Regions from separate parts of the Homo sapiens genome. Here all the other regions are linked to region 5. A link is a contact called in ENCODE Hi-C or POLR2A ChIA-PET data. All regions are on one chromosome and are shown on one strand. Each heading gives the region's core, a stretch centred on a gene start or an enhancer-like site at or near the end of the contact. The rest is flanking DNA. Distances are from core to core; before and after follow the strand shown.

Region 1 (5,410 bases), core at 463-2,962, 760 kb after region 5:
AGCTGTGGCAGTAGACAATAAATGAGCTGTTATTAAGATAAGCAATTTTTTTTTATTTTTTTTGAGACAGAGTCTCGCTCTGTTGCCCAGGCTGGAGTGCAGTGGCGCGATCTTGGCTCACTGCAAGCTCCGCCTCCCGGGTTCACGCCATTCTCCTGCCTCAGCCTCTCGAGTAGCTATGACTACAGGAGCTCGCCACCACGCCCGGCTAATTTTTTTGTATTTTTAGTAGAGGCGGGGTTTCACCGTGTTAGCCAGGATGGTCTCGATCTCCTGACCTCGTGATCCGCCCGCCTTGGCCTCCCAAAGTGCTGCGATTACAGGCATGAGCCACCGTGCCCGGCCTAGGATAAGCAATTTAAGCGATTTTTCTCTAACATGGGGAAACATCTAAGAATAAGAGAGGGAAGTTCTCTATTTTCCTGAAGCTTTCATACTAGCAGAGAAGACAAATAATAGATACTGCGAAGATAGGATGATTGAAGAATGCAGTGATATAAATTTGGGGGAAGAGGAGGGAGGCAGAGCAAAGAAATTCAAGGCCTTGGCCAGACGTAATGTCTCACACCTTGTAATCCCAGCAGTTTGGGAGGCTGAGGCAGGCTGATAGCTTGTGTCCAGGAGTTCGAGACCAGCCTGGGCAATCCAGCAAAACCCTGTGTCTACAAAAAAATACAAAAATTAGCCAGGCATGGTGGCATGCGCCTGTGGTCCCAGCTACTTGGGAGGCTGAGGTGGGAGAATCGCCGGGACGTCGAGATTGCAGTGAGCTGAGATCGTGCCACTGCACTCCTGCCTGGGTGACAGAGCAAGAACGTCTCAAAGAAAAAACAACAACAACAACAACAACAACAACAACAAAAACACAAGGCCTGTGGTTGGGGGAAGGTTGTAACTCTAAAAAAGACCCATGTGGCTACAGCGAGGGACACTGGGTGTAGGTAGAGATAAGAAGAGTGATACTCAGTTCTCACATCACGGCGGACTGAATACAGGCCCGGGGAGTGAGAGACCATCCACCCCTGTGATCTGGGGCAAGTCACCAGCCCTTTCAGAGAAGCTTCCGTCTTCTCTGCAAAATGGGACAATACCTTGCTTCACAAGCTTGCAAGGATCAAAAGAACTGGTAGTGGGCCGGGCGCGGTGGTTCACGCCCGTAATCCCAGCACTTTGGGAGGTCGAGGCAGGTGGATCACTTACTTGAGGTCACGGGTTCGAGACCAGCCTGGGCAAAATGGTGAAACCCCGTGTCTGCTAAAAATACAAACATTAGCCTGGCGTGGTGGCAGGTGCCAGTGATCCCAGCTACTCGGGAGGCAGAGGCAGGAGGATCGCTTGAACCCAAGGGGTGGAGGTTGCAGTGAGCTGAGATCGCGCGCTGCACTCCAGTCTGGGCAACAGATCAAGACTGTCTCAGAAAAAACAAACAAAAAAGAACTGGTAGAGGAAGCGCTTTGCATACTATCGTTCACAGTATTATTACAAATACAACCATTAGGAAAACATGCAGAGCATAGCCCCGAACTCACGAGCTGCGCCGGCCCGCGCGTGCGCGACAGGCGGGCGGAGCCAGGGCAGTCCAGGCACCGCCTTGACCCGCCCCAGCCTCTTCCCCTTCCCTGTTCCTCCCACTTCCGCGGGCACCCAACTGTGCGTCTCCTGCGCGCTGACGTCAGGTGCGTGCCCCTGTCCGGCAGCCGAGGAGACCCCGCGCAGTGCTGCCAACGCCCCGGTGGAGAAGCTGAGGTGAGTGCGGGGCCCGAGGTTCCCCGCGGGAGCTGCCACCCTACCTTCCCATCCCCGCCGTCTCCGTCCTCTCCCAGTCCTCGGGGACACCCCGTCTGCGGGATCGTGGGGGGCCCGGGAGCACGGGTTGTGGGGGAGTGCCCGGCTCGCGCTGCGTCCTCCGGGCGGGCGCGGGTCCGCGTTCTGTGGGGGAGCCGGGGCGGGGGTCGCGGCCGGGGAGGCAGGGGGCGCCCGTCTGAGGAGGGGCGCGCGGCCGGGGCTCGGGGCGCGAGCGGGACCGGGCTGTCACCGGCAGCGGCGGAAGGAAGGGGGTCACACCCATCCTGGGCGCCCGGGCTCCCCTCCCCCCAGCCCGGCCCGGCGGGCTCCTAAGGGCGGCCGGGGGCCTCAGAGCGACTCGCGGGCGCTTGGGCCGGGCCGGGCGCCGGTCTTCCGTGCTGGCAGGCTGCGTTCCGTGCCCTGCGCTCCGGCCTGGACTTCCTGCTTCGCCGGGCGCCGCCGCGGACATTTTGCGGCGGGGGTGGGGGGGCGGGGGAGGGGAGTGGCGTTGCGGCCGCGGCGGGGCGGTGGCAGGAGGGCAGCTCGCTGGCTGCTCGCGGCGGTGCCTGTCCGAGCTCCCCTCCGCGCCGGCCGCGTCCTCTGGGCGGGGTGGCCCCGAGCCACGGCCTCCAGGCTGCTCTTCCTTTCGGAGGTCGAGTTCCTAGCATTTCCATCCGCTCCTCCAGCCCGCTCCCTGCCGGTTTAGCTGAAGCTTCCCTTTCGGGGAGTTACCTAACTACCTCCCGAAGCCGTCGTTCTGCTGCTTGGTTAATTCCTCTTATCGGGGGGGAATTTTCTTTGTTCGTTTGTTTTTCCTCCCCTTTAAGTCCAAGATAAATGTAGTGTGGAAGATTACGTCATCGCGGTATAAGGAGTGAGACTTAACTCCTACAAGTCAGGGACTTAAATTCAAACAGCATTTTGCAGCCTTAGTCGGTCACCCAGTGGCTTATCCTGCCTGCTTCCCAACACGTCGTATTCACAGATGATGTTTTGAAAGCTTGTTACTTGTGTTCATGACCGCCTTCAGTGCACCTAAAAGCTAGGAAGGTTTAAAATCCCAGGATTAGTTTGTGTCAGGGAATAAAGTGTAAGACAACACCGTCCACGGCCCCTTGCGTGGCATTAACTTTAAATAGAGGTCCCTTTGACTATACTAGAATGAGGTGGGTTTATTTGTGGGAACACTTTTCGGTCCAAAATGACTTTCCCAGACTGTTTATTCTCCTTTATGACTTACTGCATGCTGGGAATCTCCCTAGGTTGATTCAAGTGCACTTTTTGTGGTGAAGTTGTGTTGAAAAGAGGATCAGTTTATGCCTGATCTATGCTAGACATTTTAGTTTTGTTATTAAAAACGAGACTTCGATCTTTAAGCAAAAAACTTAATATTTTCATAATTTTGAGATCACAATTTTTATTTTTTTTGAGACAGGGTCTCAAAGACGTTACTAAATATAATGGATATTGCACTCCCAGGCTGCAGTGCAGTGGCGCGATCTTGGCCCACCGCAGCCTCCGCCTCCCGGGGTCAAGTGAGCCTCCCACCTCAGCCTCCCGAGTAGCTGGTACTGCAGGCATGTACCACCATGCCCCGCTAATTTTTGTATTTTTTGTACAGACAGGGTTTCGCCATGTTGCCCAGGCTGGTCTCGGACTCCTGGGGTCAAGCAGAGATCACAATTTTTGTTCCCTAGGGTGTTTACATTCTAAATTTTGTATCCTTCCGCGACTGCAATAGTATCACACAAAAATGTTGACTCTGTAAAGCAAATGAGATCCAATTGTGTAATGCATTGTTGTAAAGATAATTCATGTCGAAACAAGTGCTTTCCCACTGTTTCTCATTTCTATAGAGAACAGATTGGTAAACACTTAAAAGGAGTGTAGGTTCAAGGCAGCTTTCTGTAGTGTGTAGGCATTACAGACCATTGGATAGGTGTGGAACTTGAATCTTCTGAAATACATTTGTTAGCCTTGATGTAATATTTTAGGCATATAAAATTGGAACACATCTGCCTTATTTTCTTGAGCTTTCTATTTTTAATAATTTTAAATAATATCAATTTGTATCTTTCCTTTTAGAAAGTAACAGTAGTTTGAATTTATGTATATATATATATATATATATATATATATATTTTTTTTTTTTTTTTTTTTTTTTTTTTTTTTTTTTTTTTTTTTTTTTTTGAGAAGGAGTCTCGCTCTGTCTCCCAGGCTGGAGTGCAGTGGCGCAATCTCAGCTCACTGCAAGCTCCGCCTCCCAGGTTCACACCATTCTCCTGCCTCAGCCTCCCGAACAGCTGGGACTACAGGCGCCCGCCACCACGCCCGGCTAATTTTTTGTATTTTTAGTAGAGACGGGGTTTCACGGTGTTAGCCAGGATAGTCTTGATCTCCTGACCTCGTGATCCGCCCGCCTCGTCCCCGCAAAGTGCTGAGATTACAGGCGTGAGCCACCGTGCCCGGCCTGAATTTATAGTTTTTATACTGAGATGGAGATAAGAGTTTGGTAATCAACTAAGTATTGAATGAGCTCGTTTTCAGTAATTTCTTCAAGACCAGAAAGGTATCACATCCTCTGTTTATACTCTTAAAATGTTTTCATGTTACAACCAATACCTGTCCGTATTAAACTTAATTTTTTGGGAATCTAAGGCAGATGTTATAGCCTAGAGTAGTATAGGGAGTTAAAAAAAAAATTGGTGATTTTTTTTTTTTTTTTGGAGACAGGGTCTTACTCTGTCGCCCAGGCTAGAGTGCAGTGGTGTGATCACAGCTCACTGCAGCCTCGGCCTCCCAGGCTCAACTGATCCTTCCACCTCAGCCTCTGCAGTAGCTGGGACTACGGTGCATGCAACCAGACCCGGCTAATTTTGGTATCTTTTGTAGAGATCGGGTTTCCTCATGTTGTCCAGGCTGATCTGGAATGCCTGAACTCAAGCTATTTGCTCCTGTTGGCCTCTGAAAGTGCTGGGATATAGGCATGAGCTGCTGTGCCGCTGACAGGCTTTCTTGGAAGTAAAAGACTAGTTGTGCTTTTATTTATAGATGTATTTTAAATGCACTTCTCTATTGTTTTAGAGTTTTTTTTTTTTTTTTTTTGAGAGGATGAGAAACAATGAGCACCTTAGGCTACAGGGCTTCCTTTGAAGGGGAGAGAGGGTTAAATATTGTGTTAACATATCTTCCATGAAAATATCTCTCTGTATTAAAAGGCTTCATTCTGGAATTTTATGGTAATGCCTTATTCAGTGTTCTCTTCCACATAGATTTCCTCATTAGATTGTAAGTTCTGTGAGGGCAGGGCTTTGGCCTGGCATGGTCACCCCATTGCTAATGCCTAGAATACTGCCATACATACAGTAGGTTTTAAGAAATATTTTTTAAGTGAATGAATTTGATGATGTCTGAGGGTTAACGTTTTCCCTAATATTCCATGGGCCTTTTTGCTGTGTTTCCTGAGACAGCTTTTGTGCTTGGTCAGCCATATCTTTATTTGGGCTCATTGAAGTAGTGATTACTAATCTACTCTTGCTTGACTTTTTCCATCTGTTTAGGTCAGTATCTTCTGCAGCTGCACTGTCTGGACAATTTACCATCACTTAGAAAATCTGTGATGACT
Region 2 (5,026 bases), core at 1,929-4,428, 570 kb after region 5:
AAAATGTGTATTGTCAGCCGGGCACAGTGGCTCACGCCTGTAATCTCAGGACGTGGGTGGATCACCTGAGATCAGGAGTTAGAGACCAGCCTGCCAACATGGTGAAATCCCATCTCTACTAAAAATACAAAAATTCGCCAGGCATGGTGGCAGGTGCCTGTAATCCCAGCTACTCCAGAGGCTGAGGCAGGAGAATGGCGTGAACCCAGGAGGCGGAGCTTGCAGTGAGCCGAGATTGTGCCATTGCACTCCAGCCTGGGTGACAAAAGCGAGACTCCATCTCAAAAAAAAAAAAAAAAAAAAAAAAAAAAGAGGCTGGGTGTGGTGGCTCACACCTGTAATCCCAGCACTTTGGGAGGCCAAGGCGGGTGGATCACAAGGTCAGGAGATCGAGACCATCCTGGCTGACACAGGTGAAACCCCGCCTCTACTAAAAACACAAAAAATTAGCCGGGTGTGGTAGCGGGCGCCTGTAGTCCCAGCTACTCGGGAGGCTGAGGCAGGAGAATGGCGTGAACCCAGGAGGTGGAGCTTGCAGTGAGCCCAGATGGCGCCACTGCACTCCAGCCTGGGTGACGGAGCGAGACTGTCTTGAAAAAAAAAAGAAAAAGAAAAGAAAAAGAAAATACGTGCATCCTCATAAAAACATGTGGGTTACAGATTCTCCTCCAAAGAGATTCACGTTTGTGGTATCAACAATAGGGTGTTCCTTGCTCCAAGTTTAGGTTATGGCTGTCAACCACCTGCCCCTTCACTGCGTACCCTGGGGGGCTATATACATGCTACTCTGAAAAGTCAAGGTATAAAAAATATATGTAATGAGGCCAGGCACAGTGGCTCATGTCTGTAGTCCCAGCTACTCGGGAGGCTGAGGCATGAGATTCACTTGAACCCAGGAGGCAGAACGAGACTGAGACCCTGTCTCAAAAAAAAAAAAAAAGTAAAAAGGCCAGGTGTGGTGGCTCACGCCTGTAATCCCAGCACTCTGGGAGGCCGAGGCGGGTGGGTTGCTTGAGCTCAGGAGTTTAAGACCTTCTGAGCAACAAAGTGAGACCCCATCTGTATTAGATAAAAAAAATTTTTTTAAGAAAAAGAAAAAAATAGTAAAGAACCAAAGTTTTCTTTACACAGAAGGATGTTATTCCATAGCTCTGGCCACCCCACCATCCCCGGTGACCTGGCCTGCTGACCCAGGTGCTTTGAACCACAGGCCATGCCCCATGATCCTGATCCCCTGGATTGATGCCTGCCTTGTCCAGCCCTGGTCCCCCACCCAGGCCCAGCTGAGCTGACCCCCTGTCCTGGCCTCGCTTGCAGCTCACCGAGCAGGCCCCAGTCTCTGGGTGGCACAGGTCTGAGTGGCCATTGCATTCACATAGCTCGCAGTGGCCGAGGTAGAGCCCACTCCCGGTGCGCGTGTAGCCGGGGGCACAGTCCTAGGGGCAGAGAGGAAGGTTGGCCTCTGTTCCCAACGTGCCCCACCCACAGCCAGCAGACCCAGAACCCCTCCCTCCAGTGTCCTCCCAGGGGTGACCCTGGAACATCACAGGCCGGCGCCCCTCCTTCCCCACTTCTGCTCAGTCTGTCCTCCCACCCACGGCCCTCTCCCAGTCCACACTGTTCACCTCTGGGAGGCATCTCTATGCTGTGCTTTGGGCCGGAGTAATCTGTGTTTCTGAATTGGCTCCCTGTCTCTGGTGGGCCCCCTCAAGGGCATGAACTGGGTTTTAACCCCCGGAGAGTGTGGCCCAAACGTGAGGCTGCACTGCCCAGTGGTTAGGACATGCTAGGCTTTGGAGTCAATCAGACCCAGGTTCAAATTAGTTTCTGCCACACATTAGCCGTGTGCCCTTGGGACACACTCACCCCTCAGCACCTCTATTTTTTTACCTGTTAAAGGGGATAATGATATGTAACTCAGGGCTGTCGGGAGGAATACATGCAGGGCCCAGATGCAGGGGTCATTATAGTTATGATGGTAATCAAGGCTGCGGCGACGCCGGCTGATTTGCTTGCTGATGCCTCTGTGCCTGTGCAGAGGTGGTGGAGCTGGCCACACACTCACCTGGCAGGACAGACCGATGTAGCCTGGCGGGCAGCGGCACTCCTCCACCTCGAGGGCGCGGGGTCTGTTTGAGGGCCCCGGCTGGGCGACCTCCAGGCTGACTGCGCTGATGCTGGCCGCCAGCGGCACGGAGGAGAACGTGGCCCGGATCAGGAGCTCATCCAGGTCGGCCAGTGCCATCAGGAGGTGCTCGCGTGTGGCCGGCTGCCCATCGGGCCGGCGCCAGAATTCCTGGGTTGGGGGTGGCAACGTGGGCGGGGGCAGTGGGCTTTGTGGGCTGCTCCTACAGTTACCACCCCCCAAATCCTGCCTTACAGGCACTGACTGAGGGCTGCCAGGTGAAGGTTGGGGAGCGAGAGACAGGGTGGGTATCAAAGCCAGGCTCTGAGTCAGGGTGGAGGGTGGGGTGGGGTTAGACACAGCATGGCCAGGTGCCCCTTACCTCTCGGAACATGATCTCGTAGCTCCTCCTCTCAGGGCCCTGCAGCGCTGGCTGGGAGGCCACTAGCATGATGTTGTTGCCCTGGAAAGACACCAGCAGGATTGGAAGGGGAGCCGAGGGGTCCCTGGGGTGCCAGGGTGTCCTCCACCAGTCCTAGATTCTCTGTAACCCCCAGCCTCCCACCTCTCTGCTCTCCCAAGCTCATGCGCCCAAAGGAGTCAGGCACATGCCCACTGCCCCCTTCTCCCAGCAGCAGGATCCTCTGCTTGGGTAGTGTCCAACCAGGCAGGGATGTGGGGGCATGGGCCTAACTCCCCCAGCCTGTGCCAGAAAACTGAGTGCTGGATGGAAAGGACAAAGGACAAATGCCGAGGGTGCCCCTGGCTTCCATCCTGCCCTTCTGCCCACCCAGCATGGTGTCCAAATGCTCACCGTGATCTGCACATCGGGGTCAGAGAGTGGGCTGCCCTGTGGGCCTGCTGTGTAGGAGAGGGTGTATCGCAACTTCCCACCGTAGGCCGCCACCTGCAAAGAGGCAAGCCCAGAGGTCACAGGCTGACCTTGGGGTGTGAGTGTTGGACCATATAGGTGAGGGATGGAGCATCTGGCGGCCTTTTTGCACCTGTGCCACACTCCCCCACCCCCCTCCCTGCCCAAACCAAGAGGCCAGGGTGCATGGTTGCCTGGGAAACAGGACATTTCTCAGTTCCTCTGTAGCCCCAGACATGGTGGTGATGATGCTGAGCAGCCTCTTTGCTCTGCAAGGTTCTCTATTCCCCATTGCCTGACGGTGCCGGCGAACAAACTCCAGGTCTGCTTTCATTTACAGGAATTTCCCATAAGGCAGACAAGTGTAATGACAATGACCACCATGGGGAGGCTGCGGAAGCTTCAAAAGTTCTCAGCCATGGGGGTGGGGCTGACGGCAGCCCCTCGGAGGCCTTGCCTCCTAGGCAGGTGGTTTTTGTTTGCCCAGTATCCAGTTCCTGCTTTCTAGAAACTAAACCGTGGTTTTCTATAAAGAACAACTGTCTCCGCACATGCAGACCATGTGGTCTGAGGGCCCTGATCCCCTCCTCCTCTATAGTGGAGACATGAGCCAGGCCTGGCCAATCTGCATAACCTACCACTGCCCTTTGCCACCCCATCAGGGATAGACAAGTAACCCGTGCACTTATGCTCTTTCTACCAGGCCAGAGAAAGTCCCTTCTGCAGTCAGATGAGAAGCTGGAGAACCAAGATAAAGCCCTAATGAGCCCCTGGATAAGGCCATGCCTGACACCATACATGCTTAGACTCTGCAGTTGCATGAGCCGATAGATTCTTTGTTGCAGACAAGCCCACTGGACTTGGGCACTGTGTTGCTCATGACTGGGGAGTCCTTACTTCTGCTGCAGAGGACCTTCACGTGGACAGCTGAGGCTCCCCAGCTCTGTCCCACAGGACTTTGCTTTCTCTCCTCTGCCACCAGGGCAGACATTCATCTCAATACCAAACTGCATCAAGCCTACCTCTTTGTTCATTTGTGTGTTCACTCAGCTAACCAGCATTTATCAAACACCTGCTGATTACACACACGGCCCTGGGCTACATGGCTACAGGGATATTCTCCATGAGCTCAAGGCATGGTAAGGAATTTTGGAGTGGAACCAAATAACCATAAAATAACTGGTTTCCTGCTTGCTTTGAATGCCAGAAAGTTCACAGCCATTTCTGGGACTGACTTTCTGGCAAGTTGCAGGTGTGTACAGCACAGTGATTTTTAAAAATTTTTTATTTTTTTTTTCACCTTTTTTTTTTAAATAGAGATGGGGTCGCCCTATGTTGCTCAGGCACTTTTTTTTTTTTTTAAATAGAGATGGGGTCTCCCTATGTTGCTCAGGCTGGTCTCAAACTCCTGGACTCAAGCGATTGTCCTGCCTCAGCCTCCCAAAATGCTGGGATTACAGGAATGAGCCACCATGCCCGGCCGATTTATTTTTTTAGAGACAGCATTTCGCTATGTTGCTTAAGCTGGTCTCAACTCCTGGCCTGAAGCGATTTTTCAGCCTCAGTCTCCCAAAGTGCTGGGATTATAGGTGTGAGCCATTGTACCCAGATCCAGCATAGTGATTAAAACGGCAGACTCCACAGTCTGAATGACCTGGGTTCAAACTCTAGCTCTACTGGCTATACAGCCTTGGACAAGTCGCTTCACCTCTCTGAGCCCTACTTTCCTCACATGGAAATGGAAGTAAAAGTAATACCCACTTTGAAGGGTATCATGAGGATTAAGTAATATAGGACACAAATGGTGATGTACTCCACACAGTTTGAGAATGCATATCACGCTTGATAACCCTGCAGTACTCCAGCTCCACCCTCGGCTCCAGCAGATTGCTTCTTATCCTCACCCCTCAACCTCCCTGTCTCACTTCTCTGAATGTACCTTGTGACTGCCTATTCTTTTTTTTGTTTGTTTTTTGAGATGGAGTTTCACTCTTGTTGCCCAGCTGGAGTACAGTGCTGCAATCTCAGCT
Region 3 (4,892 bases), core at 1,595-4,094, 810 kb after region 5:
TAATTCAGTGGTGAAACTAGATCCCTTTACACAGACTTATCTGTTTCCCTTCTTGTAAGTATCCTGGCATTCTTCATTACAATTTATATAAAATAGCATATTTCCTGTTGTTCATGTTTCAGGAATCATTCTAGTGCCAGTTCTATGTAGAACTTTTTGATTTTAAAGAGAAAAACTGTATTAAATAGTAGGAAAAGCACATATATTTTGGAGTAGAAGGCCCTAACTTTGAATCTGGCTCTGTTAATGACTAGCTGTGTTTGGGCAAACTGCTTTAGTTTTTGAGTCTTGATTTACACATCTGTAAAATCGAGCCAATTCTGCAGAGTTGTCATTAGGATTTAGGGATAAGGTACTCTCCTCCAATAAGCACTCGGACAAGAGGATAGACAAAGCTTTGTCTGATAGGGAATTCTCATAGAAGAACAGCCAATTTTATAATGGTAGTGGGTACAAAATGGTAATTTGTCACTGTGATTTACTTTTGTTTAGGCATTTATTCATTTCAGGAATGCTTATCTATATCTTGTCTGTTTTGTAGGAGCCAGTATAGAGTAGTATTAAAAACATAGACTCTAGAGCCAGACTGCCTGGTTTTGAATCTTGGGTTCACTGTTTACTGGCTGTGTGATCTTGGGCAAGATATTTAACTTGGATGTTTTTCTTTTGAGGATAGTAACAATATCACCTCACGGGGTTTCATGAGGATTAGACAAGTTCATGTGCGTAAAGTGCTTACAACAGTGTTTGGTTATTATTGTTAGCTGTTGTATGATTATCTTGAGGGAAGCTTGCTGCTTAGAGATCTTGAGACTTACAGAGCTAGCCCGAATGGCAAATATGTTTGAATTAAGCATTTCCTGTAGACTGTGTTTAATAGTTCAGATGGGTAGGAATGCAGTTCAAAAAACCTGTCAAGCAATCCCAGTAGTATTTTCTGATGAACCCTCAAGTCCTTCTGGATAAGACCCCAGCTAGTGCTGAAATGTGGTGAGGCCTGTGTTTCCTCCCTGAAAATAATGACCAAGATTTTACATTTGCACAGTGTGTCACGTTCTTTCAGTTTATTCCCACAGTCTGTGAGGTGGATAGGCCAAGGGTGATAATTCATTACATTTTAAAATAAGGGTATGGTCTCTGGGAAGGAAAACAATTTGCTTAGAGTTGTACAGCTGTTTGGTGACTACACTTCAGGCCTCTGTTTTTAGGCCAGTGTTCTTTTATGCCAGCCTGGTCCTGCTCTCTTCTGATAGAGGTTCTAAGGAATTGTTACCTTGTAGTAACCAGTGATCTATGGATCATGACTGTGGGGTTGAGAGTCGTAACCAGTGCCTTTTTAGCTCATAGAACTCTTGGAGGAGCTAATGGTACTTCCCCGTGGGGCCAGTGGTGGGTCTGATGCACCTCTGGGAATAATAGTAATAATAAAAGGAAGAAACAAAGTGTGATTTGCCCGATTGAGGGTGACTAGGAGTGACTTTGGGAACACATCTAATTGTTTGTCAGTAGATTATTTTGCCACATTCAGTCACTGCCTACAGTGATTTACAGCCATTATTTCTTAACATGCTGCATTTTTCTTTGGTATGCCTTAGTGGTATACCTGGTATAGATCTGAAGGTACTGTATAGTTAGTTTGCCTACATAACACTAACAATGCAGTTCATTCCTTTGTTCATAAATTCATTTATTTAACAAACGTCTGCTTAGTACCTGTATTCGTCTGTTCTCAATGCTGCTGATAAAGACATACCCAAGACTGGGTAATTTATAAAGGAAAAGAGGTTTAATTGACTCACAGTTCAGCATGGCTGGGGAGGCCTCAGGAAACTTACAGTCATGGTGGAAGGGGAAGCAAACACGTCCTTCACATGGCGGCAGGAGAGAATTGCAGAGCAAAGTGGTGGGGGGTAGGGGGAAGCCCCTTATAAAACCATCAGATCTTGTGAGAACTCATTATCACGAGAACAGCATGGAGGTAACCGCCCTCATGATTCAGTTACTTCCCTCCAAGTCCCTCCCATGACATGTGGGGACATGGGGATTATGGGAACTATAATTCAAGATGAGATTTGGGTGGGGACACAGCCAAACCATATCAGTACCTCTCATGATGCAGTAGGATGACCAAGACAAAATTCTTAAACTGGCGGGACTTACATTCTAGTAGGGGGAGGCAGACATGATTAAAATGTGTATGTCAGAGATGGTGTTAAGTGCTGTAGAGAGAAAGTACGGGACTCCACAGTCCCATCAGGTCTGATTACTTACACTTCTCGGATTTAAAAAAGGAGATCCTTGAAAGTCTTAAAAGGCTATAAGGAAGAAAAACTGCTTCTCAAAATCTAGGTTTTGTATATATCGTAGAACTGTAAGTATTTTAAAGAGCTAGAAGATTCAGATTATGTTTATTTCCTCTCTGATTTTAATTGCTTTGAGGATATTATAGTCTTACTTGGTTCAAGTTAGTTGAACTTGGTTCAGGCCAAGTTATCAGTAATGGGAATGATAATGATAGGTGAGTCTCTCTTTAAAAAGACAATGGGAAGGACTTTTAGAGGTTATTTAGACTAGCCCTCTCAATTTTGGCGGGGTGGGGTGAGTGTAACAGCTTTATTGAGATATAATTCCTGTACCATACAATTCACTTAAAGTGTACAAGTCAGTGGTTTTTAGTTTATTCACAAAATTGTGCAACTATCACCTGATAAATTTTAGAACTTTCTCTTTCCTTCAAAAACTCTTTTCTTCAAAAACACCCTTTAGCTGTCATACCCTGAAACTTTCTGCCCCATCTGCCCAGCCCTAAACAACCGCTGAACCACTTCCTGTCACTGTAGATTTGCCCATTGTGAATACTTCGTATAATTATAATATGTAGTCTTTTTTAACCAACTTGTTTCACTTAACGTGTTTTCAAGGTTCATCCGTATGGTAGCATGTGTCATTACTTCATTCCTTTTTATGGCTAAATAGTATTCCATTGTATGGAGATACCACATTTTGCTTATTCATTCCATCAAATGATGGACACGTGAGTTATTTCTACCTTTTGGTTACAATGAACATTGTGTACACATTTTTACATGATCTCTCAGTTTTCAAATGAAGTAAATGTAGTGGGGTGATTTGCCCAGTTCCCAGTGTGGTTCCAATGCATTGTGGGGCTCCGGAGGAGGCAGTGGTGCCACCTGCTTGACCAAGATCGTAGCTAGCTGTGAGGAGCTTGGAGCATGTAGGCATTTCTGGAAGAATTGAAATTATGTTTAGTTTCAGGGCCTTCTGTTCCTTCAGGAGGAGTGATACAATGGCATGAGGATGGACTTTGGTATCACATTTTCTACTGAGCCTCTGTAACCCTGGACAGGTGACTTCTATAAGCCTTGGTTTTCTCATTTGAAAAATGGAATTAATAATGTACCTTGCAGTGTTGTGAAGACTAGCAATAACATAGGTAAAGCACCCACCAGATCTAGCTGTGTAAGTGGTATCATCATTTAGGAAGTTACTGGAAGGACCAAGGAAAATGACGATGAGGTGGGCCTGTAATGATCCAGAGCAGCCACTAGATGGCAGAGAAATAGCAAGAAAAGACTGGCTGGTTGTGCACCTGGAACTTAGTAAGGTTTGTTAAGCTTCTTTCTAATTGTCCTTAAGAGGAGAGTACAGGCTCCCACATTGCTGGGAAAAGAGCCCACCGCCCACAGAATGTCATCACCCCATACCTGCAGCCTGTGCAGATATAGAAACACTACTGTGCGCCAAATTCGATAATCTTGCTTCTCATTTCTTAAAATAATTGCTGCCAATTCCCTAGACCCCAGTCTGCTTGACTGTCATGAAATTGCCTTTCAGTTAACCTTCAGCCAAGTATCAGTCTTCGTTCTCCTTGTCTGTTTTATTTATTTTTATTTTTTACTTAAATTGGGTCATGAGTCAAGCCTTGTAGATTCTGTTGTTGGGGAACTTGCAGACCAAGACATCCTCTGTTTTAGACAGATATATTCCATCCCTACAAGCAGAATTAAAGTTAGACTGTCAGGGAATAGTGAAATGTCTGTGTGTGGGATGATGCTTGGAGAAAATTGGTCGATTTCAGGGCTGTTTAGGTTGTTTGAAATAGGTACAAGCAGAGAACTTTTGAGGGCAGCCATTGGGACTGTTATACCAGATGACCTCCCCCTTCTTCCAGAGTTCTGAGTCTAGGTGCCCAGAATGGGTAAGTCAGTGGAAGGTTCACCTTTTCCCTGGGCCATTTAGGAGGACTTCCGGCTCTTGGTTTCTCTCAGCCCCCTTTTGCTGCCAGGGAGGGCAGTTGTGTTTCTAATTGAGTTGAGGCTGCCTGGTTTGTAGAGGCCAGTGAATTGAGGATAAAAAAAGCAGATGAGTTAGGGGCAAATTGGTAGGATCTTGGGGCTGGAAGTAGCCTTGAAAAAGATCACTTGGTTCAGCAATGAATGTCTGACTTAGGAAGACACTAAACCTCTAGTCCTGAGACCCTGCAGCTAAACTGAGAGGGTCTTGGGCAGGCCTGAAACTTAGACAGAAATATATGGCTGAGGTCGGTTCCTGGGCCTCAGCAGGTCTGGTTCTTGTTCATTGGGAACCAAATGGCTCTGGTCTCACACTGCCTGATTTTCTTAATGTCTCTGCTGTCTTAACTTGTGTTTGAGCCTCTCCTATCTAGCATGGTGTTGAGCACATAGTTCAGTTCTATGAACAGAAGGAAGGGAGAAGAGGAGTCAGGAATGCAAAAGAAGGCAACAGGGAAAAAGCTTGCATGGGTCGTAATACATTGTATTTATAAAGCTGCTGAGAAAATGCTTTCATGTTCATCTTCATAAAAGCCTGTGAGGCAAATAGAACAGGTGTTTATTTTACAAATGAGAAAA
Region 4 (4,991 bases), core at 1,920-4,419, 520 kb after region 5:
GTAGGCACCACCTAATTTTTTAATTTTAACTTTAATTTTTTGTAGAGACAGGGTTTCGCTATGTTGCCAGGTTGGTCTTTTTTGTTTTTGTTTTTGAGGCGGAGTCTCACTCTGTCGCCCAGGCTGGAGTGCAGTGGCTCGATCTCGGCTCACTGCAACTTCTGCCTCCTGGGTTCAAGAGATTCTCCTGCCTCAGCCTGCCGAGTAGCTGGGATTACAGGTGTGTGCCACCACGCCTGGCTAATTTTTTGTATTTTTTTGTAGAGATTGGGCTTCACCATGTTGGCCAGGCTGCTGTCGAACTCCTGACCTCAGGCAAAGTGCTGGGATTACAGGCCCAGGTTGGTCTTGAACTCCTGGTTTCAAGCGATCCTCTCACCTCAGGCTCCCAAAGTGTTGAGATTAAAGGTGTGAGCCTTGCACCTGGCCAGTCTTAGCCATTCTAAGTGTACAGTTCAGTAGTGTTAAGTATTTTCACAGTACTGTGCAACAGATCTCTAAAACATTTTCATCTTGCAAAACTGAAAGTTTATAACCATTCTTACTTTTGCAAATTTTATGAAGACATATAATCCCGGCCGGGCGCGGTGGCTCACTCCGGTAATCCCAGCACTCTGGGACGCCGAGGTGGGCGGATCACCTGAGGTCAGGAGTTCGAGACCAGCCTGACCAACATGGTGAAACCCCCATCTCTACTAAAAATAAAAAATTAGCTGGGTGTGGTGGCACACACCTGTAGTTCCAGCTACTCGGGAAGCTGAGGCAGGAGAATCTCTTGAACCCGGGAAGCAGAGGTTGCAGTGAGCTGATATCATGCCACTGCACTCCAGCCTGGGAGGTTGCAGTTAGCTGAGATCATGCCACTGCACTCCAGCCTGGGCAACAGAGTGAGACTCCATCTCAAAAAAAAAAAAAAACAAACAAAAGGTCGGGCGCGGTGGCTCACGCCTGTAATCCTAGCACTTTGGGAGGCTGAGGTGGGTGGATCACAAGGTCAGGAGATCAAGACCAGTCTGGCTAACACGGTGAAACCCCATCTGTACTAAAAATACAAAAAATTAGCCGGGCGTGATGGCGGGTGCCTGTAATCCCAGCTACTTGGGAGGCTGAGGCAGGAGAATGGCGTGAACCCGGGAGGCGGAGCTTGCAACAAACCAAGATTGCGCCACTGCACTGCAGCCTGGGCGACAGAGCAAGACTCAGTCTCAAAACAAAAACAAAAACAAAAACAAAACAAAACAAAAACCATATAATCCCATGCAGGTGATGAGTTCTGAAGTTTAAGCTTCAGTGGGCTTCATGATAAATTCATTCTTGCTGAGGGAAGATTTGAGTCTTTTTGGAGTTCCCCAAGGTACAGATTTGGACATCATACACTGTAGGAAATCAAGGTTGCATCAAATGACCGCTCCAGGAGGGAGAGCTGTTAGGGAATAATAGGTCCAGAGGTGTTTGTTTTGGGTTTTTTTTTTTTTTTATTTTATCGCCCAGGTTGGAGTGCAGTGGTGCAATCTCGGCTCACTGCAATCTCCGCCTCCCGGGTTCAAGCGATTATTGTGCCTCAGCCTCTGTGCCACAACGCCCGGCTAATATTTGTATTTATAGTAGAGATGGGGTTTCACCATGCTGGCCAGGCTGCTCTCGAATTCCCAACCTCAGGTGATCGCCTGCCTTGGCCTCCCAACGTGATGGGATTACAGGTGTGAGCCACTGTGCCCGGCCAGGTCCAGAGGTCTTAACCTTCTCATGGATTCCTGGGATTTTGAGGTGGTGTCTCAGGCACTGCCAATTTGGGCTGCTTAGCTCCTCCCCTCCCCCACACTTGAAACATCTGCTTAAATAATAACGATGACATTAATGATCATCATTCAAGCTGAAATACATTGGTTACTTTACTACATGATAGACACTATTCCAAGTACCCCACTTGTATTAAGTTACTTAATTCTTTTTTTTTTTTTTTTTTTGAGATGAAGTCTCACTCTGTTGCTCAAGCTGGAGTGCAGTGGCACAATCTCAGCTCACTGCAACCTCCACCTCCCGGATTCAAGCGATTCTCCTGCCTCAGCCTCCTGAGTAGCTGGGACTACAGGAATGCACCACCATGCCCGGCTAATTTTTTTTGTATTTTTAGTAGAGATGGGGTTTCACTATGTTGGCCAGGCTGGCCTTGAACTCCTGACCTTGTGATCCACCCACCTCTGCCTCCCAAAGTGCTGGGATTACAGGCATGAGCCACCAAGCCAGGCCAAGTTACTTAATTCTTACAATGCAACTATGTGGTTGGAATTAATCATTATCCCATTTTCCAGAGAAGGATGCCAGGGCTTGAAAAGCTTCAGTTTTATAGATAAAGGTTCCTTGTAACATACCTTTTGAAAAAAAATTGTTCTACTAATAACACGTTTTGAAAAAGTCTGAATTAGTCCAGGGTATTTATTTTACACATGGGAAAGTAAAATCCAGAAAAAGGGGTCATTTGTTCAATGCCACACACTTATTCTTTCATTATTTCCTGGGCGCCTGCCTTGTGCCAGTGACTGTGCTATGACATAAGGGTTCAGAGGTAAACAAGATACTCATGGAATATAATTTTAGTGGAGGCCAGTGGACAATATATACAAGAAGAAATGAATAGGCAAAATAATTCCAGACAGTGCTGGGATGATACATTTGAGATGTGATTGAGTGACAAAGAGAGAGAGTGTTAATTTAGTTGGAGAGGTGGTCAGGAGAGTGTGGTCTGTGGAGGTAACATGTGAGCCACAACCTGATGACCTGAAGAAGTCAGCCGTGCACTGCTATGGGGGGACAACACTCCAGACAGAGGGATCTATGAGTGCAAAGGCCCTGAGGCAGGAATGGCTTGTTAGTAATACAGCAGACTCCTGGTCCAGTGCTCCTTCTCTGCCTGCTGCTCTCTAGGCCCTCAGAGAGGCTCCTTTGGTGTCCTGGACCTCCCTCAAGCTCAGTCCCTAAGGGGCCAGCTGATCTAGGAAGGTAGCAGATCTGGCTTCCTGTGGGTCCTCCTCCCAGAAGCCCTATGGCTGAACCGGATCTGAGTTTCCTGGTTCCTGTCTGGCAGAAGGGGAGCAGATCTCCTCCCTGCCTCCTCTCCCCAGGCTCTAGCCCTTGCTCCAAATCTCCATGGCAACCCCTGGACACAGTTCTGAACCAAATGAAGAGGATCTGGAAGGCAAAGCACTAAGATCATAGTGAAGACTTGCCTCCCCCTTCTCCTTGTGTCCCACCAGCCTCCCTGCTGGCCTGACCAGGCCCCATACTCCAGTCTCCCCAGAGACCCCAAGCTGAAGATTCTGTGGGTCTGCCCCATTGCTGGGCACAGCAGAGCCTGGATGGAGGCTTGTTGTCTTCTGCAGTTGCCCCAAAGGTTGCTCTTGCTGGGGGCAGCCGCCCTGACTGCAACTGCTTTGGAGACAGGTAAGTATCAGGGGGCTTGGTTGGGGCACCCAGAAGACTTGGGCCCCCACCATCCTTAGAGACTATGTTTCCCCAGTCAGCACTCATCCTGCTGGGCTGAGACCTTTTGAGCTGGGGGAGGCTGGGAAACTGTGTCTGGTCTTGCTTGGCATCCCCAAATCCAACCCAAAGCCTTCTGGAAGGCTTGGATCTGCCAGTCACCTAGAAGCAGGAGTCTGGGAGTGGGCAGGACAGCCCTCAGGGCCTGCTTTGCAAAACTCTGTAGGCTTCGGATTCAGAGAAGCTGCATTTACACACTCTGCCACTTCTTATGTTTGTACCTTTGAGATCATTGTTTCAACTCTCTGAATTTCTTTGGCAGTAAAATGAAAATAATAGGCCCTTGCCCCTTAAGGGACTATGATTATTGGCATATAAGATGAGATAAGTCATGCAAGGCACTTCATAATACCTGGCACATAAAAGGTGCCAAATTCCCGGCTGGGCGCAGTGGCTCACGCCTGTAATCCCAGCACTCTGTGATGCCGAGGCGGGCGGATCATGAGGTCACGAGATCAAGACCATCCTGGCCAACATGGTGAAACCACATCTCTACTAAAAATACAAAAATTAGCTGGGCATGGTGGCATGTGCCTGTAATCCCAGCTACTTGGGAGGCTGAGGCAGGAGAATCGCTTGAACCAGGGAGTCGGAGGCTGCAGTGAGCCGAGATTGCGCCACTGCACTCCAGCCTGGCAACAGAGAGAGACTCCGTCTCAAAGAAATAAAAAAAAAAAAGGGTGCCCAATTCCCTTACTCTCTAAACTCCATGCCTGCCCTGTGTACCTTCAGGGTAGGCTCTGGCTTTAGCAGAGAAATACCAAATATTGGAAAGTGCTCCCACATCCTGAGCTCTGATGAAGGATTTTTTCCTCAAAGACCCACATCCTGGCTGGTCCTCAAGTACCCACTGGTCCCTATCTTGCACCAGAAAACCCACCTCCTCTTTCCTCTCTGTGCTTACAGAAATCAGGGCTACTTTGAGTACTTGCACATCTTCTCATTTAATCCTCACAACAACCCTGTACCAGTGAGGATGTTTTGGGCTGTAAGTAACAGATAACAAACTAAATGGGGCTTAAATGGTAGGATATTTGCTATTTCAGTTAAGAGTGGTCATAGGTGATTCCAGAGATGGTTAACTCAACGGCTCAACAATGTCACTGTTCCTCTGAAATGCTCTGACCTCATCTTTGCAAAATGGCTGCTGCAGCTCTGGACATCCCATCCTCATCCTCAGTCAGCAGCTTTCAAAAGCAGGAAGAAAAGGGGCTCCTTATCACACAGCTCTCCCCCTCCCCTTTTTTTTTTTTGGTGACGGAGTCTCGCTGTGTTACCCAGGCTGGAGTGCAGTGGCTTGATCTCAGCTCACTGCAACCTCCGCCTCCAGAGTTCACGCGATTCTCATCCTCAGCCTCTCGATTAGTTGGGATTACAGGTGCGCACCACCATGCCCGGCTAATTTTTTGTATTTTAGTAGAGATGGGGTTTCACCATGTTGGCCAGGCTGG
Region 5 (5,015 bases), core at 530-3,029:
GATGAGCCTTTAAAATGAAATCTGGCTGAGGCCAGGCACCATGGCTCGCTCGCGCCTGTAATCCCAACACTTTGGGAGGCCAAGTTGGGTAGATCACTTGAGGTCAGGAGTTCAAGACCAGCCTGGCCAACATGATGAAACCCCATCTCTACTAAAAATACAAAAAATCAGCTGGGCCTGGTGGCATGCATCTGTAATCCTAGCTACTCAGGAGGCTGAGGCAGAAGAATCGCTTGAACCCAGGAGGTCGAGGTTGCAGTGAGCTGAGATTGTGCCACTGTACTCTAGCCTGGGTGACAGAGTGAGACTCCATCTCAAACAAACAAACCACAGAAATCTGGCTGGGTTCAGTGGTTCACACCTGTAATCCCAGCACTTTGGGAGGCTGAGGCAGGAGATCACTTGAGTCTAATTCTAGGCCAGCCTGGGCAACACGGACCCCATCTCTACAAAAAGAAAATATATATATATATATTTATATATTATATATTTTTAATTAGCAGGACGTGGTGGTATGCGCCTGTAGTCCCAGCTACTTGGGAGGCTTAGGTGGGAGAATCGCTTGAAGCCAGGAGGTGGCGGCTACAGTGAGCTGTGATTGCACCACTGCACTCCAGCGTGGACGACACAACAAGATCTTGTCTGAGTAAATAAATAAAATAAAAAAAAATTCTGATATTACCACTCCCTTGCTTAAAAACCCTCCACTGTCCTGGAATGAAATCCAAACCCTTCACCAGGCCCCATGGCCCCTGCCCACTCTGGGCCCTCATCTTGTGCTGCCAGCGCCCCCTCCCCCACCAACCTCCTCACACAACTCCTCAGTTTCTACAAGTTTCTTCTTCCCCCAAGACCTTTGTAGCTGCTGTTGTCTCTATCTGGAACATTTTTTCCTCCTCTCTACTCTTCCCATGGTCAGCTCCAACTTCAGATCTCAGCCTACCAGCTCCTCAAATGTCCCAGGAACCCTAAGCAGTCCCCCAAATTCTCTGTTACAGCATCCTGTTTGTTTTCCTTTACAGTACTTGTTGCAGACTGTTTTGTTTCCATGTCTTTATCATCACTGTCTCTGTCCCTCTCCAGAATCCACAGCTTTACTGGGGCTGGGACCTTGTCTGGCCTGTCCAACAGAGACTCTCCATCACCCGGCACAGAGTAGGTGCTCAACAAACGGTTGTTAAAATCAAAGGGGGGACAAGTAGAGGGGAAGTGCCTTCAAGTTCTCAAGAACTCTCCTGCATCTAACTTCATAATGCCTACAGAAACAGGGAACACATCTAAAGGTCACAGGCCCTGGGGAGGCAGGGTGCATGGGAAAGCTCTGAATTCTGGAGACTTCTGCCTCACTCCCACTGGGTGGAGGAGTTTCCATTACCCATCCCAGAGAGAGAGGGGACTCTGAGGCTGCTTCACTTACTGCTGGGTTGCAGCTGGGCTTTTTCTAGAACAGGACACTTGGTTACACTACGTTACCAGGTGTCGATTGCCAGAGGAAAAGACTTTTGAAAAAGAAGTTCAGTTCACAGAACATCTCCCCGGGGCATGTGGGTGGTGTAAGGGATTCACCCGGCTGGTGTACGGGATTTGTCAGTTCTTTTATACCATCTCTTTTAAGCTTCTCACCCTTCCCTCAGAAGCAGGTATCACTGGTTCCTTTTACAGAGAATGAAACTGAGGCTTGGGGAAGTTAACTCGCCCAGGTGTGGTTAAGCGATGGCTCCTCCTCCTTCTGTCTCATTTCAGAGATTTCCCCCTTCTGGCAAGCTCTCCTGACCACCCTCCAGGGACCCCAGACAGCATTTGGTCCCTGGCTCTGTGTCCCCACACAGCCACCCTACCCCATGCTGCCTTTTACTGAGGCACACAGCATTTTAGACAGGAGAACCCTGATGGCAGAGGCTGGGTCTCACGGGACCCTGTCTCCTTAAGGGCTTAGTCTGGGGCTGGAGCCTCTACAGATGTTTGAGCAAAGGCGGGAGGCAAGGGAGGGAGGCCGGAAGCCACCCCAGGGACTCTGATGTCCACCCTGCGGCAGCCTGTCTGTGGACAGATGATGCAGGAAGCTCACGGAACTCCCAAGCAGAAATCAGCAGAGATGGAGCCTGGTTATTTTTCAGCACACAAAAGCCGAGGGCCCCTTCCTGAGATGCCTGCCTCAGCCCGGTAGTGAAACTGAACCCACCTCAGACGGGAAAGGCTTGGCGGGCTCTGCTTGGTGGGAAGTCCACAGTGGGTGAGTGACATTTCAACAGCTGCCTGGGGCCCTTCGCCCAGGGCCTTCCATTCACTACCCCAATGGCTCCCCACACCCACCTAGAGCCTCAGCCTCACAAGTACCGCTTCCAGCTTACAGAGAGGGGGAGGGGCCTAGACAGACCAAAAACCAACCATGCCACTTGACAAATTCTCTCCTAACCCCACAGTGCCTCGTCCCTGAGATGAGAATCATCACCTCCGCTTTACAAATGAGATGACCAAGGGTCAGAGAGGAGAAAGGACCTCCCCCCAGCCCTGAGTCACCTGCCTGGAGACTGAGGGAGCCATAATGCGAATCTTCCCCTTGCCAAACCCACTGACTCCATTACGCTGCCTCCAGAGAACCCGAGCCCCGCGGCGAGAAAGTGGTAGAGCTGGGCCTCGAACCTGGGTCCTGGACTCTTGGTCCTGTGCTCCTTGTGGAAGATGGAACTGCTTCTTCAGGTGGGAACCTCACAGAGTCTGGGTGCCCTGGGCAGACTGAGGCTCTGGGCTGACAGGGCAGCCAGCACTTATTCTCCCTAATTGTCTCATTTGCAGTTGTGGGTGCCACGCCTGGCCCCGAGTGTGTTGGGGAAGGTAAAGAACCTCCACTTTGGTCTTCTCAGTTCCCTTCCTGGCACTGTGCAGCCGTGGAGGAGAAATCTGGGTTGAATCTGGGTCTAGTGTTCAAGAGGAGGGCCTGGCAGAAACCAAGAGTGAAGGGGTGGAACCACAGCTCCCTGTGGACTGCCCCGTCCTCAGTCCCCGGTGCCCCAGCTGCACAGAGGAAGTGATGACAGCCAGATGAAGGTGCAACAGTGCCCAGCTCTGGAAACTCCACCCTTGTAAATCAAAGGCCTGTGGTGAGCAGAAACGAGAAATATAAACACGCACAGGTTTCTGGCGACAAAAGCCTCCTGGCCTGGTAGCACCTGGGCATGACCCCCTTTGCCCAGACGACATTAGTCACTCATATGGCTCTTGCGTTTGGTTGGCCAAAGGCGGGGGATTGTTAAGTCATCTTGGGGTGATGAGGTGGAAAAGGGAAGCCCCACATGTGAAATTCTGAGGCCTGGGACTGAGCCACACCCTCCACAGCTACTTTCACATTGTCTCTAAGCCTCAGCTCCTTAGAGACGCTGCCCTTTGTGGCCGAAGTCCCCATCAGTTACTACTTTTGGTGCTGGTAATTGGCTGGGATCTGTTCAATCTTTACATGTCATCTAAAACACACTCATATTATCTGGTAGCTAAACACTTATATTTCACAGATGCTATAATGTAGTGGGTAAAATCTCTGGATCTAAACCTCATTTCAGATCCCCAGTCTGAACTTCCCAACTCTGTGACCCTGAGCAAGTGACTCAGCCTCTCTGTGCCTCAGTACTCATCTGTCAAATGAGGAGGATGATGATAACAATAGTACCTCCCTCATAGGACTGTGGTGACACTTAAATGAGTTAATATAGATAAAGTGCTTGGCTGGGCATGGTGACTCATGCCTGCAATCCCAGCACCTGGGGAGACCCAGGCCGGAGGATTGTTTGAGGCCAGGAGTTCAAGACCAGCCTGGGAAACACAGCAAAACCCTGTCTCAAAAAAACAAAAACAAAAACAAACCCAAGTAACACAACTTTGGGCAAGGGATAAGATATAAAAATATGGCTATCATTTCTAAAGATATGCCACTTGACATTTATTATTATTACATTATCCATTATATTTCCCAGTATTTTTCACCAGAGAAATTTCCATGTGATTAGCTTATTTTAAAATTTACTATGAAGTTCCTGAAAGTGTAAACTGCTTCTTTACTTTTTAATAACAGGAATCAGCTTGTATCTCTTTTTTCTTTGGCTGCCAGGAAACTCATAGCCAAATCAGAAACTCGCCTATGGGCACTTTCTTGGCCTTTAGGTTCAGCTTTTTCCTTGTCCACATTTTCCACTCTGTTTTCCGTGATTCTGATTTTCCATTTGGTATTGCATGTCGTTTTACTGAATGTATTTTATTTATAACCTATCATGAATCCTTTGTGGAACAGAGTTAGAAACAACATTTATCAGGCAATTAAGACAGACCTGAGCCCACTCACAGGTTTCCTGGCTCATGTGACCTCGGACATGTTGTTTTCACCCTCAGGTCTCAGTTTCTTCATCCGTAAAAGGGCCATTGTAAATACCGAGTAAGCTAGAACATGAACTGCCTGGCATCCAGCAGCCCAAGCCTGCGTGAACCACACCAGAGGGACATCCTGCGCAGGCCACCTCTTTCTGCTTGCTTCTTCTTGTCTTCCTCACCACCCCTCCCATTTGCTTCTGCCCTCATCCAGATTTTCCAGTCTTGGCCTTTGTTCAGCCAACATTTGTTGTTACTCTAGCCCTGCTGTAAACTCAGTGAAAATAACAGATTGCCCAGGTGATGGAGGTTAATATCAACAGCAAGAAGTCAAATACGAGTTATTAATAGAAATCATGTACCCTTCAGCCGGGTGCTCATGCTTGTAATCCCAGCACTTTGGGAGGCGAGGTGGGCAGATTGCTTGAGCCCAGCAGTTTGCGACCAACCTGGGTAACACAGTGAGACTTTGTCTCTACAAAAAATTTAAAAAAAAAATTAGCTAGGTGTGGTGGCATCCACCTGTGGCCCCACTACTTAGGAGGCTGAGGTGGAAGGATTGCTTGAGCCTAGAAGGTTGAGGCTACAGTGAGCTGAGATCACGCCACTGCACTCTAGCTTGGGTGACAGAGCAAGACCCTGTCTCAACTACAAAAAAA

Evidence for each region. Hi-C counts contacts between places; a loop is a spot of excess contacts on that map. ChIA-PET counts read pairs that join two places held with the same protein, here RNA polymerase II (POLR2A). Pooled maps may share reads with other maps.
Region 1: a loop to region 5 is called in a pooled map, with 7 times the contacts of the local background. The contact joins the promoter of CDC42 here to the promoter of ECE1-AS1 in region 5. A Hi-C loop is called at or near these places in 2 of 37 single-sample maps with no recorded cell type and 9 of 50 pooled maps. POLR2A ChIA-PET finds 5 or more read pairs at or near these places in 3 of 52 experiments (CD4-positive, alpha-beta memory T cell, T-cell and naive thymus-derived CD4-positive, alpha-beta T cell).
Region 2: a loop to region 5 is called in a pooled map, with 28 times the contacts of the local background. The contact joins the enhancer-like site here to the promoter of ECE1-AS1 in region 5. A Hi-C loop is called at or near these places in 5 of 37 single-sample maps with no recorded cell type and 5 of 50 pooled maps. POLR2A ChIA-PET finds 5 or more read pairs at or near these places in 2 of 52 experiments (IMR-90 and WTC11).
Region 3: a pooled map shows a loop between it and region 5 (6-fold over the local background). The contact joins the enhancer-like site here to the promoter of ECE1-AS1 in region 5. A Hi-C loop is called at or near these places in 2 of 37 single-sample maps with no recorded cell type and 2 of 50 pooled maps.
Region 4: a loop to region 5 is called in a pooled map, with 3 times the contacts of the local background. The contact joins the promoter of LDLRAD2 here to the promoter of ECE1-AS1 in region 5. A Hi-C loop is called at or near these places in 1 of 168 maps with a recorded cell type or tissue (sciatic nerve), 1 of 37 single-sample maps with no recorded cell type and 1 of 50 pooled maps.

What each region holds. Positions count from the first base shown.
Region 1 is chr1:22,050,997-22,056,406 of GRCh38, forward strand. CDC42 (cell division cycle 42) reads left to right here and starts at 1,713. Exons shown (of 6, transcript NM_001791.4): 1 at 1,713-1,746. RefSeq lists silencers at 1,802-1,951, 2,012-2,231, 2,242-2,421 and enhancers at 2,134-2,701, 2,702-3,270.
Region 2 is chr1:21,862,778-21,867,803 of GRCh38, forward strand. It overlaps HSPG2 (heparan sulfate proteoglycan 2), which reads right to left. Exons shown (of 97, transcript NM_005529.7): 34 at 2,940-3,032; 35 at 2,508-2,588; 36 at 2,066-2,296; 37 at 1,323-1,436. Among named protein-coding and RNA genes, the nearest start is that of LDLRAD2, 53 kb to the left of the region's middle. RefSeq lists enhancers at 1,783-2,588, 2,589-3,394, 3,291-3,350, 3,381-3,450. Within about 2 kb of position 3,179, at least 3 of the 41 ENCODE cell types and tissues checked have a DNase peak (open chromatin) inside an H3K27ac peak, as active enhancers do.
Region 3 is chr1:22,102,255-22,107,146 of GRCh38, forward strand. No RefSeq gene overlaps it. Among named protein-coding and RNA genes, the nearest start is that of WNT4, 38 kb to the right of the region's middle. Within about 2 kb of position 2,845, at least 3 of the 41 ENCODE cell types and tissues checked have a DNase peak (open chromatin) inside an H3K27ac peak, as active enhancers do.
Region 4 is chr1:21,809,096-21,814,086 of GRCh38, forward strand. It overlaps LDLRAD2 (low density lipoprotein receptor class A domain containing 2), which reads left to right and starts at 3,170. Exons shown (of 5, transcript NM_001013693.3): 1 at 3,170-3,441. The coding sequence starts at 3,357. RefSeq lists a silencer at 1,656-1,806 and an enhancer at 2,961-3,255.
Region 5 is chr1:21,291,511-21,296,525 of GRCh38, forward strand. It overlaps ECE1-AS1 (ECE1 antisense RNA 1), which reads left to right and starts at 1,780. Exons shown (of 3, transcript NR_038404.1): 1 at 1,780-2,233; 2 at 2,424-2,700. It also overlaps a transcript of ECE1 not described here. RefSeq lists enhancers at 1,727-1,816, 2,658-3,857, 3,197-3,356.